Regions from separate parts of the Homo sapiens genome. Here region 2 is linked to region 1. A link is a loop called in an ENCODE intact Hi-C map of the cell type or tissue named here. Cell type or tissue: PC-9. All regions are shown on one strand. Each heading gives the region's core, and the rest is flanking DNA. Links, peaks and the distances in the headings are about the cores only.

Region 1 (8,217 bases), core at 1,315-6,314:
CTGATAGTACTTTGAAGCACTCCATCAGATACTAAAGTCCCTGAACAAATCACAGTCAAAGGCTAGAAGACAGAATAGTTGAACTTGGGAAACAGATGGGTGTGCATTCCTAAATTACCACTTTGACTGCATTTAGTTCAAAAAAGTGTGGTTACAAGTTCCACTGAAGAACTTGAACGTGATATTTACATATACCCAATCATATATAGTCGATTTCTTTCTTCAAGAAGTGCATAAAGTCTCCACATGTTGGGACAGAATCAAATTCTTAGTGACAAAGCTGTTTGCATCATAGTTCAGTCTTCTTAAAAAATTCTGATTATTTTATCTTTAACATTAAACATGGCAGTATTTCACCACTGAGCTAATAACTACAGGTTCTTTAATATTCTGAAAATGTGGCTATAAAATATGTCTTCAGCAAGGCATTTGAATATGAGAAATGCTCTTTAGTGGCATTATCATTTTCATAAGGTCCCTTTCCCTATCCCTTGTATCAAAAAGTTATGGGAGAGCAGCTTCTCTCAACAGCTGGCATGCTTAGTGTGGAAAAGTGGAGATTAGTATTTACTGCTTATTTCTTTGTACAGCATGCTGGGAAGACATCTTCTTAGGGGCCAAAATTTTATTATACTCACAGTATTTGTTTTTTTCAATACTGAACTGTGATCAGAAGGCATGTTGCTGATCATTGTTAATCAAGTCGTGAGTGGCTTCACATACGGGTGCAACCTCTTTTATTTGCTACATATTTCTGGGCGGCAGTCATGGCTAATGCTCTTCAGAATTGGCCGCAGTGCCCCTTTTCCAATCTACTTCATGACTCATTAAAAAAAACCACTTGTTAACTAAATTAAAAACCTTTCCTTTTATGAAGAGAAACTAGATCTCTCCTATATTGCTGGTGGCAATGTACAATGGTACAGCTACTCTGGAAAAGAGTTGAACAGTTTCTAATGAAACCAAACATGCAACAACCATACAACCCAGCAATTACACTCATGGGCATTTATCCCAGAGATTTAAAAACTTATGTTCATACAAGAACCTGTACACAAATGTTCACCGCAGTGTATTCCTGATAGCCCCCAATTGGAAACAACCCAAATGTCCTTCAACATGTGAATGGTTAAGCAAACTGTGGTATATCCATAGCATAGAACACTACTCACAAATGAAAAGGAACATATTATTGATATGTACAACATCTTGAGTGGATTTACAAAAATTGTACTAAGTGAAAAAAGGCAATGACCCGATTATATATGATTCCAAATGTATAACATCCTTGAGATGACAAAATTATAAAAATGGAGAACATGTGAGTGGTTGCTAGGAGTTAAGAAGGGGGTGGAGTTGGAGATAATGGGTGTGGCTATAAAAGGGCAACATGAGGGATCCTTGTGGTGATGGAACCATTCTGTATCTTGACTGTATCAATGCCAATATCCTGGTTGTGATACTGTATGGTGTTGCAAGACACTGTCATTGGGGGAAACCGGGAAAATGGTACATGGTTTCTCTTTGCAGTATTTCTTACAACAACTGCATGAAAATCTGTATCTAAGGTAACAAGCATAATTTAAAAAAAAAACCTCTTTTCTCTTATAGCATGGGATTTCAGTGTCAAAAATGTGGAGCACTTCTCCCGTGTGTGTTTGTGTGTGTGTGCGTGTGTGTGTCTGTGTGTGTACATACCACTCCTATGCCAAGAGTCTGCATATCCGTGTTTTTACCTGTCTCTAAAGTAGAATATCTGCTGGTGTCCACATGTGATAATAATTGCCTTTTATATTGTGTGCCATAGATATTACGGATGTCCTATGACGTTGTTATAAAAATTCTGCTGATGACTCACTCTGCTTTCTCTAAGTCACTTTGTCATTGATATTGTGCCTGGTTTTATAAGCTTCTTGGCAATGAAGTGATTTGTACTTGTTTTGCCAAGAGGTCTAATAACGTTGAATGAAACCCCCATAGCTTTTATATCTTCCCTGCCTTCGTCACAATATTCATCAACTTCATACAGCAAAGAATTACTTCGTGCTTGCTTTCAAAATATTCAATTGGTTTATCACAGGGTTAACTGTACTTTGATTAATAATTATGTAAAAGCGGCCGTGGGCCGAGGAGAGCTCTAGGTGGCCAGCCAAAGACCTGGGGCGTCGTGGGCTTCGGCGAGCATGCAGGGATGAGCGGGTCCCTCGGCCGAGCGGCGGGCTCGGGTGCGGGCGGTGGTGTTTCAGGGGAGCGGCTGGACGCACTGGTGAAGGACAAAGTGGTTGTCTTCCCTCAAGGGGACGGCGGAGCAACCCCAGTGCGGCTTCAGCAACGCCATGGTGCAGATCCTGTGGGTGCACGGCGTCCGCGACTATGCGGCCTACGAAGTGCTGGACGACCCCGAGCTGCGACAAGGCATTAAAGACTATTCCAACTGGCCCACCATCCCGCAAGTGTACCTCAACGGCGAGTTTGTGCGGGGCTGTGACATTCTTTTGCAGATGCACCAGAATGGGGGTCTGGTGGAAGAACTGAAAAAGCTGGGGATCCACTCCGCCCTTTTAGATGAAAAGAAAGACCAAGACTCAAAGTGAGGGCGCCCGGGTCCTCCCTGAACAGAGGGAGCCGTTCGTGTCAGAGACTCACTGCCAGAAAAACCTTACCGATTTTGGTTTTCACTACTGAGACAACTGCGTTGCACTGATCATTTCCGTTCGTGAGCAGTCGGGTGATTTTAGGTTGTCTGGTGTTTGGGCTAATAAGATTTTATTGTGAGCTTAATTACAACCACTGCACTGTAATAATTCAATGCTGTATTATGATATTGCTGTAAACAAAATTTGTTCTTATATTGCCATTTATTTTTTGCCTGATTCAGGAGTTAAACTAGGAGCTTTGGAATCATTATTCATGACCCCTCTGCAAATATGTCAGTCTGCAAAGACAATATCTTCCCCCAAATTATGTATAGCTTCTTCCGTTATGGAAAACGATGGACAAAGAAGAAACTGTGATAACTGGGTTTTTTTTTTTTTTTAAATAAACTGCCAACACAGGAAGAAAGTTATGTAAAAGCTTTGATGACTTCGTGCTACAATTTGATACATTTTATTATAAAGAGCATGCTGGAGACTGGGGCAAATGGATGGCAGGTCTAATAAAATCAAATTTTCAGACATTTATCTTCTTACTTCATATTTGCATTTTCGACTGCTTATATGATATTGTCACACACACACAGGCTTATTTTTATTGTTACTTTAATATTCGACAAACCTTTTTTCCTTAGTAAAGTTTATTTTTCCAACATAAAAGTAATATAAAACTTGGAAAATACAGCAAAATAAAAAGAGGAAAAATCAACATAATTTTACTGCCCCAAAAATCCCATTGACTTTTTTTTTTTTTTTTTTCCTTGAGACGGAGTCTCGCTCTGTCGCCCAGGCTGGAGTGCAGTGGCGCTGTCTCGGCTCACTGCAAGCTCCGCCTCCCGGGTTCACGCCATTCTCCTGCCTCAGTCTCCTGAGTAGCTGGGACTACAGGCGCCCGCCACCACGCCCGGCTAATTTTTTTTCGTATTTTTAGTAGAGATGGGGTTTCACCGTGTTAGCCGGGATGGTCTCGATCTGCTGACCTTGTGATCCGCCCATCTCGGCCTCCCAAAGTGCTGGGATTACAGGCGTGAGCCACCGCGCCAGGCCCTGATAGAGATTTTGTTCATTTTTTTAAATTTGTTTGCTTTGTTGATAGCTTGAGAGACCTTCACATTTCCATGTACCTGAGTCATCAAAATTTCTAAATCTGGTGGGTTCTTCACCCTAGAGTCCCAAGAGTGCCATAAGATACATCCTGGCATGGCAGTGGCCAGAGGGGCTGGTCTGGAAAGGGTGACAGAGGCCCTGATGTCTCAGGGAAAAGCACTCAGCATGAACCAGTAATCTGCACAAGGGTCGACCTAGTCCAGAAAGAACTTTTCCTGGGCTCGGTTCCCACCCTGGTGGTCACATCGCCGTGACTCAGCAGGAAGAGGCCTCCCCAGAGCCCAGGTCTCTCACAGTTAAGTGTTGTCAGAGGCTGCCGCGTGGGCCAGCAGTCCATCTCATTGGGTTAGCAGCAGCATTCCAACCCACAGGATTTGTTCACAGGCTGGAATGCTGGCCTCAGGGCTGGGCAGTGGCACTTCCTCCACTTGGTCCTGATGCTTGCAGTGATACCCTGTGGTGGTGCCATAAATCAGCTCTGCTCTGTGCTTTCCCAGAGAGATTTCCAAATGAATTGCCCTCCAAGCAGGCAGCGTGAGATACCTCCTTTCAGATGTCATGAACTAGATGGAATTTTGTTTTTACTAGAGGGGGGTAAATAGCAATGCCAGGCTATGATGTTGGAGTCTATTCAGTTTGCCTCACTTGACCCACATGTCAGTTATGAGCTAAACCTCACAGGCTGTCTCCTCAGGGTTAGTGGTTATTTTTCCTCAGCTAGAGGGAAGAACAAAGGAATGGAGCCCAGATGCACCAGAATGGGGACCTGGTGGAAGAACTGAAAAAGCTGGGGATCCGCTCCACCCTTTTAGATGAAAAGTAAGACCAAGACTCAAAGTGAGGGTGCCCGGGTCCTCCCTGAACAGAGGGAGCTGTTCGTGTCAGAGACTCACTGCCAGAAACTGTCACAGCAGCTGCAGGTTTGCACACCCAGTGCTTGACATTAGGCAAACCCCCTCATTTCTCGGGGTCCTCGACCTCCTCAAAAGTTTTTTCTTTTTTTTTTTTTTTTTTGAGACAGAGTCTTTCTCTGTTACCCAGGCTGGAGTGCAGTAGCATGATCTCGGCTCACTGCAACATCTGCCTCCTGGGTTCAAGTGATTCTCTTGCCTCAGCCTCCTGAGTAGATGGGATTACAGGCATGTGCCACCACGCTTGGCTAATTTTTGTATTTTTAGTAGAGATGGGGTTTTACCATGTTGGTCAGGCTGGTCTCAAACTCCTAACCTCAGGCAATCCACCCACCTCGGCCTCCCAAAGTGCTGGAATTACAGGCGTGAGCCACCGCACCCAGCCGGAAGTTTATTCTCTTAACTGGAGCTCAAGACTTCAAGACCAGTCTGGGCAATATGGCTAAACCTGGTCTCCACAAAAAAATACCAAAGGTATCCAGGTGTGGTGGTGAATGCCTGTAGTCCCAGCTACTTGGGAGGCTGAGGTGGGAGGATTGCTTGAGCCTGGGAGGTGGAGGTTGCAGTGAGCCAGGATCGCACCACTGCACTCCAGCTTGGGTGACACAGCAAGATCATGTCTCAAAAAAAAAATACATAAGGATGGTTAAGAATGTAATTTGACAAAAAGAATGTAATGTGATTGCTGTAAAAAATCATAATTAGCCTTACATCTCAAATATGTGGAAGGTATGTAAAGAAATAATATTATTGCTTTTTCCTCTGTCACTGGCTAGGTTTCTGGGAATGATCAGTGGCCCTGGATCACCCAGAGTCCATGCACCACACTTTGAGAAACAGTGCGTAAGGGAAAAGTATATGCTATGCTTTAAACACATTTATTAATACATTAAGTTTGATTCTATTTAAATTGGTTGAACTTTATTATACTTGATCATGAAGTTTCTATCATGGGTAAAAAATTATGACAAAATAGATGCTTTTTACTGATAGTTTGGCATCTTCCTTAATAATAGACCTGTAGCCAGGGTGAGGATGTCCAGCTAGGTACTTACGTACATTTTCCAGCCCGCTTTGTGGTCTGGTGTGGCTCTGAGACCAGTGAAATGTAAGTAGGAGTGATGTGTGCTTTTTCTAGGCCCAGCTCTTTAAACTTTGCACATGTGCTTCTCTTTACTTTTTTCCTCTAACAGAAGAAATATGGATGTGCCCATAGCACACATTACTCAGCTTTGAAACTGGCAGATAAGGCTGTTGCCTTACAGAAGGGCAGAGAAACATGAAGGAATCAACCCAAGTCCATGAGTGACTGAATGAGTTGAGTAGGCCACCTATGTGCTCTGGACTGTCAAGTGGAGAGAAACTTGACAAGTGGTGAGTTCTTTGACTCCCTGTACTATTGGGTTTTTATATTATAGAGGCTTAGCCCTTTAAGCCTGATAAAGCCAGGGAAACTTGGAGGTCTGAAAGCTCCGATTGGTAGCTTGTGGGGAAGAGTGGCTCTTGGTGGCACAGGACAGGTGGGAAGGAAAAGGGAGTCAGGATTTGGCACAAGACTACCAACCATGGTAGGTGGGTATGGCAAGTGCGTGTCCAGTTGATTTCTAAGGATGATTTTGGTGGTACTGCCAGGTAGGGGAGATAAGAAATAAGGAATAAGCTTGGTTGTGAGTCATACAGAAGTGTAGTTTTCTTATGAGAAAGAATAACTGAGTCAGGGGAAATGGTACCACTTAGTCATCCAGTTTAGGATTAGAGAGAAATGAAATCAAGGGAGCCACATCAGGCATAGGTCATCTCTGGGTCACCTCATGCAGGATCCAGGGAAGTGACACTTCTAAGCTTCCTGAAGGGTCCCTGGGGCTCTTGCTACTTTTCCTACTTTAGTCATGATTAGCATAAAAACTGTGGTGGAACTGTGGTGGCTTCATTAGTGGCTTCAGCTGTAAAGACTTGAAGCTGGAACAAATCAGAGATAAATCTTATTTACCTCACTTATTTACCTTTCATCTACATATGATTTAGTGCCTCAGCCACTGCTAGGGTACCTTTCTGTAAACTGGAAAAAGTGCTCCTTTTTGGGTTGGGGGCATGGCCTAGCAAGCACATGTATCAAACTAGGAAAGGAAAGCATTACTTGGTGAGTACAGTGCAGTATGGATTTCAGCCCCCATTCACCTCCATGACTGGGTATCCTTTGTGCAGTGAACAACATGCACAACTGTACATGGTGGCCTTGCAGACTACCAGAGGCACAGTGAGCATGAAGAGTGAAGTTGGAGAGTAAAGAAACAATTCAAATGTAACCTGCTGGCCAGAGGTACTTATAGGAAAGGCAAAAGAGAAGCAAAAGGTGAAGGGTGATTTAAGAACAGTTTTAAACTTAATATCTGAAGGGCCATCCCCAAATAGACAATATACTTTCTTGTATCTTTACCTTTGCTCATGCTGTTCCTCATCTGAAGTATCCTCTCTGGTTATATGATTCCTACACATACTCCAAAGCTTACTTCTAGACTTAACCTTTCCAAAAAGCCTTCCGTGAACTCTGTAGCTTACAAAGATCCCTCCCTCCCTCTTTACACTAAACTCTGACCATACTGCACTTAAGTTTCTGCCTTACATCATGCTCAGTGATTAGCTGGCCTGCTTTCCTTTTTGGCTGATTACTTCGTTTCTGAAACCATCTCTTGTGCCCCCCCCCCCAATAGCTATGGGAGTTTATTGAACTTAGTATTTATACATCAGTCTCTCCTCAGTGGATTCTAAGCTCTGTCAAGGCAGGGACTGTGGGTTTTAAAAAAATTTCTATCCCCAGCCAGCACAGGGCTCAACAAGTGTTTGTTGAATAAACAAATGGGCAATCCATGCTCAAAAAGATGTCTATTTGTTTGAGTGACCGAGAGCCTGGAAAATTTCTTCTCCAGTCCCAAACTATGTTTTTATTCAGGGAACCTCCGCTAAGCTCCCCACAGCAGGGTATGGGGACCACTTGTGACCAATTAACTTAAAATCTTTCCCCTGTTCAGACACTATTTTAACAAATCCTTGCAGTAGAAAGAGCACTGTGCTCATTGGGTGGTTCTAGTTCAGTTCTGATACTAACTAGCCATGTGACTTTGAGCAAATTGAAATCACCTGCCTGGCCAGCCTTAGTTTCCTATACTGTAAAATGAAAAAGTAGCTTTAATAGTCTGCAATGTTGTAAAGCAACATGATAAACAATGTGGTAATTGAGCTGAACTGTGAAAATATATTCATATCCATGGTAATACCTAACTCCTATCCTAGCTCAGCTTGAAGCAATTTTTCTTCGGCAGTGAAACATTCATAAGATGTTTTATGCGCCCCATGACCAATAAACAGCTGTAGGAAACTTGGGGAAAATATAACTCTCCCTCTTGGCCTGTATAATTTTACTGTTGTTGTTGTTGTTAATGGGCAGCCACCACTTCTTCTCTCTCCTTCATGGGGCTTATTTGTTCATTCTATTTAGGGTTGGCAGGTTCATCAAATAAAAGTGCAATATGATTCCTTCATATTTG
Region 2 (8,217 bases), core at 1,433-6,432, 180 kb before region 1:
AAGAACGCTATCCAATGAATCCCTGAAACATATGTTAAGGATATTTTAAAGCGTTTGGTACAAGTCATATGTGCCATGTGACAGAGAGCATATTAGTCTTAAACATGAATACCTTGCACACTAAGTGAAACTAAATGGCACTTGATTATGCACCAAAGTGCTATTTCCTAATTTGTAAAAGAAAAAAAAAACATAGTTTATACTAAAAAACACCTTTAAAAACAAGTCTTAGACATAACTGAACATCGTGTTTTCAGTTTACTATTTCCCTTAGGAGATTATTTTTCCTCAAGTGGAAATCTGATAGGGCAAAAAGGATAAAGACATAAGGACATCTTATTTACATGAATACCACACGTAGTCCTGGACACGAATTAAGGCTGAAAAGTCAAAATGTGTTTCTTTCTCGAGAAACACAAGGCACAAAAAATGACAAACCTACAAAATACAGGCATTCTACTTCAAGCTGGGTTAAACAGTGAGGGGTAGGGACAGAGAGGAAGACAAAACTATTCACGATTTTTTGTTTTAAAAAGGATATTCTCTGAATTGATGAATCTGTGCTTTGATGTGATCTTCGCAGATCTGTCTCAGCTGTTTGTACAAGTTTGCAGAAATCTTGTAAGAACAGAGATTTTCTACAGCCTGCAAGGTTAAAATACTTTCTTAAGGAGAGGATGAAGGATTTCTCAACTATTTACATCAGATTCTTATTAATTTGATATTTCTACCACATCAGCTTATTAAAAAGGGTTATTCATCCACTTAAGACACAAGGTAAAACAACAAAATATATCAATGTGGGTGGCAAACTTTCTCATAACCAATGCACTGTATCAAAAAAGAACAAATTACAGGTTTAGCATCTTTAATCTAAAAATCTGAAATCCAAAAAGCTCAAAAATCTGAAACTTTTTGAGTGCCAACATGCTGCTCAAAGAAAATCCTACTTGGGCTGGGTACAGTGGTTCATGCCTGTAATCCCAACATTTTGGGGGGCCAAGGTGAGAGGATTGCTTGATGCCAGGCTAGAACAGCCTAGGCAACTGTGATGGTTACTACTGAGTGTCAACTTGATTGGATTGAAGGATACAAAGTATTGATCCTGGGTGTGTCTGTGAGGGTGTTGCCAAAAGAGATTAACATTTGAGTCAGTGGGCTGGGGAAGGCAGATCCATCCTTAACCTGGTGGGCACAATCTAATCAGCTTCCAGTGAATATAAAGCAGGCCAAAAAAAGTGAAAAGGAGAGAAGGGCCTAGCCTCCCAGCCTACATCTTTCTCCCATGCTGGATGCTTCCTGCCCTCGAACATCAGACTCCAAGTTCTTCAGTTTTGGGAATCAACCTGGCTCTCCTTACTCCTCAGCTTGCAGACAGCCTATTGTGGGACCTTGTGATCGTGTAACTTAACACTTAATAAACTCCCCTTTATATATATCTCCTACTAGTTCTGTAGTTCTGTCCCTCTAAGAAAACCCTGACTAATACAGAAACAAAGCAAGACCCCATCTCTACAAAAAATTTAAAAATTAGCTGGGCCCAGTGGTGTGTACCTGTAGTTCCAGCTATTTAGGAGGCTGAGGCAGGAGGATCACTTGAGCCCAAGAGTTCAAGGTTGAAGTGAACCATGACTACGCCACTGCACTCTAGCCTGGGGACAAAGTGAGACCTTGTCTCAAAAATAAAAAAGCTGTCTTGTTTAAAATGTTAATCATTTTCACAAGCAGAGCTTCATTTTGGGTTTAAAAAAGAATTTCACCTGTTGTTTATGTATCAGATGGGTTGGGCAGTCCTACTACAATTGAATTAAAATTTACTTAAACGTTCTTGGATTTTCCTGAACAGAACAAAGCAGAAATTATTGCTAGTAGTATGATAATGAGTATGATATAATACCAAGGAATTTTCTCCAACATTTCAGTTTAAGAATAGTTAAATATAGATTTTAAAATCTGTGGCTGGGCGCAGTGGCTCATGCTTGTAATCCCAGCGGTTTAGGAGGCTGAGGCGGGTGGATCACTTGAGGTCAGGAGTTCAAAATCAGCCTGGCCAACATAGTGAAACCCCGTCTCCACTAAAAATACAAAAATTAGCCGGACATGGTGGTGCACGCCTGTAATCCCAGCTACTCAGGAGGCTGAGGCAGGAGAATTGCTTGAACCCAGGAGGTGGAGGGTGCAGTGAGCCGAGATCACACCAGTGCACTCCAGCCTGGGCAACAGAGAGAGACTCCATCTCAAAAAGGAATAAAATAAAAAATAAATAAAATTTGTACAACTGAATTAACGCCAATTACAAAAGAAAGAACTGCATTTTTACTTCACTTTAATAACTGAATTGGTCTTCTTTTATACTCAGATTCCAGAAGGATGACCTTCAGATTTCCGTAAGTTTCCTGTTATGCATATATAAAAGACTTTCAAATTTAAAACAACAGGCATGCTAAAACTCTTTGGGAAAACTCTGATATAATCTATAATTCCAAGTGGTAATGACTTAAATGTAACACCAGAATTCCTTTCTCACCACAACAGAAGAAAAAAATTCCATTAAAATGAACTCTAGGGGGGCATCCAAGTTCTGTGGGTTGGAGTGGAATTTTAAAAATATGTAGTTAGAAGTCACATTCCCAATATGCAGGTCCAGTAAATAAATCAGCAAATGAAAAGAAAGCTTGGCAGAGCGCGGTGGCTCACGCCTGTAATCCCAGCACTTTGGGAGGCCGAGGCGGGCAGATCATGAGGTCTGGAGTTCGAGACCACTCTGACCAACATAGTGAAACCCTGTCTCTACTAAAAATACAAAAATTAGCCGGGTGTGGTGGTGTGCACCAGCTACTCGGGAGGCTGAGGCAGGAGAATCTCATCAACCCGGGCGGTGGAGGTTGCAGTGAGCCGAGAATGTGCCATTGCATTCCAGCCCAGGCAACAGTGTGAGACTCTGTCTCGAGAAGAGAAGAAAAAAGAAGAGAAGAGCAGAGCAGAGCAGAGCTTAAAGGAAACCTCTTACACCACGAGACAAGTCACCACACCTCATCAGGAAACAGCAGGCCAATTAGATTGAGCAGCTATGGAGGAATAAGAAGGCTGAGACCCTGCTGGCCTGCCCACTTTTCACGTGACCTGGGGCTAGGCCACAAATGCTTAAGGGAATTTACATTTATTTCATGTGCCTCTCTGTTCACACAGGTCCTTTGTGGACTGTCCCCCTTCCACCTTTAGTATTCCTCTCATTGTATCTCACCGTTCCTTCTGAATGACTGTTTTCTCAGCATTTCTTATCGCTTTGCTTAGATTCTGTCATATGACTTAGTGCGTACTTCATCTTTCCACATTGTGCACTTCCGGTACTTCTCTAAGTCCTATTTATCCCATTTCCTTCTGCTATGTTCCCTTCTCAAATAAAACAGTTCTCGGCACATCTACTTATCTTCTCACACAAGATACCATATTCCCTTACTACTCAATTAGGTCCCACTTCTTCCAATAAGTTCTTCTTAATTGACTCAGCTACCAGTGACTCACATGGCACTCGCACCCATCATACCACACTGACTTAGTCATTGAGTCAACACTATTTATCTCCCAACCACTGGACACTTCTTACACAAAACTACTTATCTTTTTATGTGTATATCTTGTCTCTCTGACTCCTTAATGACAGAAAGACATTGTGTGTTCATCTATCTATAAGTTCTTTAATACTTTTTGAGCTTTGAACCAAGTGAATACATGAAGTATTCAAAAAAAACTCTAGCAATGTGTCCTGCACATAGAAAGGGCTTCTAGTATGAGAAAAGTTGCCAGAAAACGTGTAATTACGATTGAGTGTGCTAGATGCTATGATGAGGATAAGCAGAGAGATGAGGCCCCTAACCCAGCATTTAGGGGAGGGCAAGTCAGAAAAGCCTTCCTGGGAAGAGGTAAAGGGACAGAGTCCCAAAGACCCACAGGGAAACAGATAAAAAGTTAGTGGAAATAGTGAGAAATCGAGAATTAAGCTGGGCTTTACAGCACAGAGTCTCACCTGTGTTTGGCTGGAGGGTGGTTTAAGAACTTTAAGGCAAGAAAGGCAGGAGCATCTAAGGTGAGTTTTGAGGTCAAGTTCGGAGGGAACATTCTGTTTTTCTAATTTAGCCTTGACTGCTTAACCTATAGACCGGATCTAGTCATTTTCCTTCCTCAACAACCTTCCATCAAGCTTTTCCTGTACTGTGATGGAGCAATCTCGTAATAGGTATAAATAAACAAACAAAAAGAACTATCCGGTACATGGTCTGCTATCATTTATGTAAAAAAGGAACAAAATAAAAACATACACAGTCGTTTTACGTATATAAAACATCTCTGGAAAGATACCCAAAAAACTAATAATGTCTGTCACAAAGAGAACTAACTAGGGGACTGGAGGATGGGGTGGAAGTGAGACTTCTCACTACATGCTCTGCAATACTTTCGGGGCTTTGAACCAGAGGAATATATCAGGTATTCAAAAAACTTAAATACTTGCCTTCCCCAATAAAAGCCTTTCTAACTTCCCCACCACCATACTTTTTAGCATGGTGTTCAAGGCAAATCTTACCACTTTCATCTCATGTCTGATTATAACTTTTCTTTTTTCTTTTTTTTTTAGATGGAGTCTTGCTCTGTCGCCCAGATTGGGGTGCAATCTTGGCTCAGTGCAACCTCTGCCTCCAGGTTCCAGTGGTTCTCCTGTTTCAGCCTCTCAAGTAGCTGGGATTACAAGCATGCGCCGCCACACTCAGCTAGGTTTTTTTGCATTTTTAGTAGAGATGGGGTTTTACCATGTTGGCCAGGCTAGTCTCGAACTCCTGACTTCAAGTGAACTGTTCACCTCAGCCTCCCAAAGTGCTGGATTACATGCATGAGCCACCTTGGCCACCCGATTATAACCTTTCACACATCCTTTGATCCAAGTACTCTACTTTTCTCACCTTTAGGCAAGATTTGGAGTGGTGTCTGTAAAACAGTGGCTTCCAAAATGTTTTGACCCAAAGCCACAGTAGGAAATCTAATGTCACAATCCATCATACATAAATTTATGTAACTAAAATAAAATCTTCACGAACCTACACATCATTACTCTATGTGATGCATTCTGATATTTGCTATTTCATTTCTTTTTAAAAAATGCTGGTCACGAACTATTAATTTCATGAACCTATTAGAACATAAGTAACTTAGGGTAGGTACTTATGCTCTCTTACTAGTACTAAGTGCTTTCCATAACCCCAAGGTATCAGTCCAGTTTTGGACACAGTAAGCAGTCATGGATTGAACAAGGAATGACTGTTTACTAAGTACTCTTCATCCTATTACATGCTGGGATGGAAACAGGAATAAGAAGGTGTTTGAGATAAGCTCTATTTTACTCTAGATCTTTGAAAAGCACTTTTACAAATATATTCTTTTAAATATTATGTATTTATTATTTATGTATTTTTACATATTATGCATTGTTTTATTTAAATATTATGTATTATTTATGTATTTTTACATATTATGCATTACGTATTTATTATTTACACTAATAAAACACTTTGGGAATCTCTGGAAGTAACCTCTTGCCTCACAAACAACTATTTGTAATAAACAGATTCTAGATAACTGCAACCTCTGCCTCCTGGGTTCAACCGATTCTCATGCCTTAGCCTTCCCAGTAGCTCGGATTACAGACACGTGCCACCACACCTGGCTGAATTTTGTATTTTTGGTAGAGACTGGGTTTCACCATGTTGGCCAAGCTGGTCTTGAATGCCTGACCTCAGGTGATCCGCCCACCTTGGCCTCCCAAAGTGTTGGGATTTCAGGCGTCAGCCACCGCACCCAGCCTTACAAGTCTTTTTAATAAAACTATCTTTTTATTTAAGCTCCCACTAATTACCAGTAAATATGCTGCCTTAAATCCTTTGAAGGTACTTAGGTATAAAATACAGGCATTCTAGCAAGCTTCTAACCCTTATTCTTCCAAATCCCAGCCCTTCCCCTCCAAAATCCACAGGATACATAAAAAATGTGTCTTTCTTCACAAGGATGAGCTAAAAAAAAGTGTCTGAAAAAAAAACACAGTCAAAAAATATATATAAACGTGTAGCAAATGACATATGCAAATATTTACTGAACAACAGACAATAAAAAAGATACTGAATTTCCACCAGGGTGTTGAACTCTGGTCACTGGTCTAAGGAGTGGAGTCTTAGTTTTCGAGCTATGTTTACAGATAGTAAGTAAAGCACATAACAAAAAATTCAACAACTGATATAGCAATAAGATCTACATTATCTCTCTTTTTATGTCAAGTAAATATGGCTAAGATACTCTAAGTATTCAAAAACTAAGAATCTGTTTAAAGGAAACCAACTATACAATGAAACCTAAACTCCTTTTCTTTTTACTTCCAGTAAACAGGACTTAAATAAGACTGAAAATTATCAAGGACTAAGAATTTGTAAGTGCACATTTTAAAATTTTTTATTATTTAATAATCTATTGTATATTTCAAAATAACAAAGAGTAGAATTTTAGTTGTACATTTTAAAAAACAGCAACAATAGTACTGATTAACGATTCAGTAAAAAGAGAAATACATAATACATAATAGACTAAGCTTTAAGACATCAACAGGGTGACAAAAGTTACACAGACTCCAACAGCTAGTCATCAACAATGCTAAGAATCTAACTGCTTTCTTAATAATCACTGACTGCTTAAGCAACCAGATTTTACAATTGATAATAACCTATACTATTTGATTCTAGTCCTGTGGTCATCTACTCTATAAATGAATCGTTAATAGAAAGGTTCATCATTTAAGGTTTATTTCACAAAAAGGTAACTACAGTTCCCATTATTAATAATAAATAAAATTATTTTCATCAGAATTGAAGTATGGCCTAGGCTTGACTTTAAAAATAGCTAGAGATTTATAGGAAAGATAAATGTTACACGCTCCTGTACAAACTTCCAGCATCTCCAAAAAAGGTAGCTGATCTTAAACACTGTAGTAGGCCAGACATGGTGGTTCATGCCTGTAAGCCTGGCACTTTGGGAGGCCAAGGCGGGATGACTGCTTGAGGCCAGGAGTTCGAGAACAGCCTGGGCAACATAGCAAGACCCCCATATCTCTATTTAAACAAAACAAAACAAAACACTGCGGCTACTCATACAAAAGTTGAGAACATGAGCTCATAATAGGATTATGAAAATAATCCTATTTAAAATATTACTTATTAATAGTAAAAAAACTCACACCAAAACCAAAATTCCAACTGTATGATACCACATGTGAAAACAAGACACATTCTTTTTAAGCGTAGAGGGACACTGTTCCTAGAGAGTTCCTGTCTTTTTCTATTATTTTTTCAATTTCGCTAATGGTGTCTACTGAAGCACATTTGGAATGTAATCTATTTATCAGACAGCTGCTCTGGCCCAGTGTAGATTTAGAATTTAAAATCGTGTGGCTTCAGAGCTCTAAAATAAAATGTAATTTTAAAATAAAGATTTCTTTTCTAAAGACTCAAATATCTACTATCATTGATGACACATACCAATATATAGCAGGAACTGTGATAATTACTTTTTTGCAATATTTCATTTACGTCTAAAAAACCCTACCATATAGGTAGCCGTTAGTCTCACCATCTTGTAAATGAGGAAACCAAGACTTAGAGAAGTAACTCGCCCAAAGTTATATGATGAGTGACAGATTTGTAACCTAAGGCAGGCTGGACAGCTCAAAAGTCAGTGCATTTAATCAGTCTTATTTGCAGTCAATTAAAAACAAGCACGCAAACAAACAAAACAGTCAAATGAAAACATTAATCACTGCCTCACACCCACAGGATCTCAAGGTTGTCAAGGAAAGATAATTTTAAAACTCAGGTCCAATTCTAATTTAAAATTACTTTAAAAAGACAATGTTTGCTTACTGCAAGTGTACTTAGAACAGCATGTTCTTTTATAGAAATTAAAAACTTAGTAGGCAGTACATGCAACCCACACTAGGGACTTCCATACTTAAAGCTTTAAAGCAAAATGTTTTTTCATGCAGAAGTAAGTTCTAAGCAGATATATGCCAGTAAGTGTTTACCTCAGAGAAAGAGGGTGGGACAGGGGTTTGGAGAACTTTTGTATAACTACATATTTCCACATTATTTCAATTTTAGAAGAGTACTTTTTCTTATGTTTTTATTT

Evidence for each region. Hi-C counts contacts between places; a loop is a spot of excess contacts. Peaks named below come from ENCODE experiments on the same cell type or tissue, not always from the same donor. Only the 100,000 strongest peaks of a DNase experiment are listed, where the experiment ranks them.
Region 2: a loop joins it to region 1, with 16 times the contacts of the local background. A loop is called at or near these places in 1 of 110 quality-filtered maps.

The regions. Positions count from the first base shown.
Region 1 is chrX:120,730,803-120,739,019 of GRCh38, forward strand. It overlaps the pseudogene GLRX5P1. Among named protein-coding and RNA genes, the nearest start is that of C1GALT1C1, 100 kb to the left of the region's middle. RefSeq lists an enhancer at 5,685-6,884. In PC-9, for the core only: no CTCF peak of the experiment used is centred there; a DNase peak (open chromatin) is centred at 4,059; H3K4me3 peaks cover 2,472 bases; H3K27ac peaks cover 4,746 bases.
Region 2 is chrX:120,546,595-120,554,811 of GRCh38, forward strand. CUL4B (cullin 4B) reads right to left here. Exons shown (of 20, transcript NM_001079872.2): 3 at 542-645; 4 at 1-22. Among named protein-coding and RNA genes, the nearest start is that of CUL4B, 10 kb to the right of the region's middle. RefSeq lists an enhancer at 2,827-4,026. In PC-9, for the core only: no CTCF peak of the experiment used is centred there; a DNase peak (open chromatin) is centred at 3,527; H3K4me3 peaks cover 1,224 bases; H3K27ac peaks cover 4,662 bases.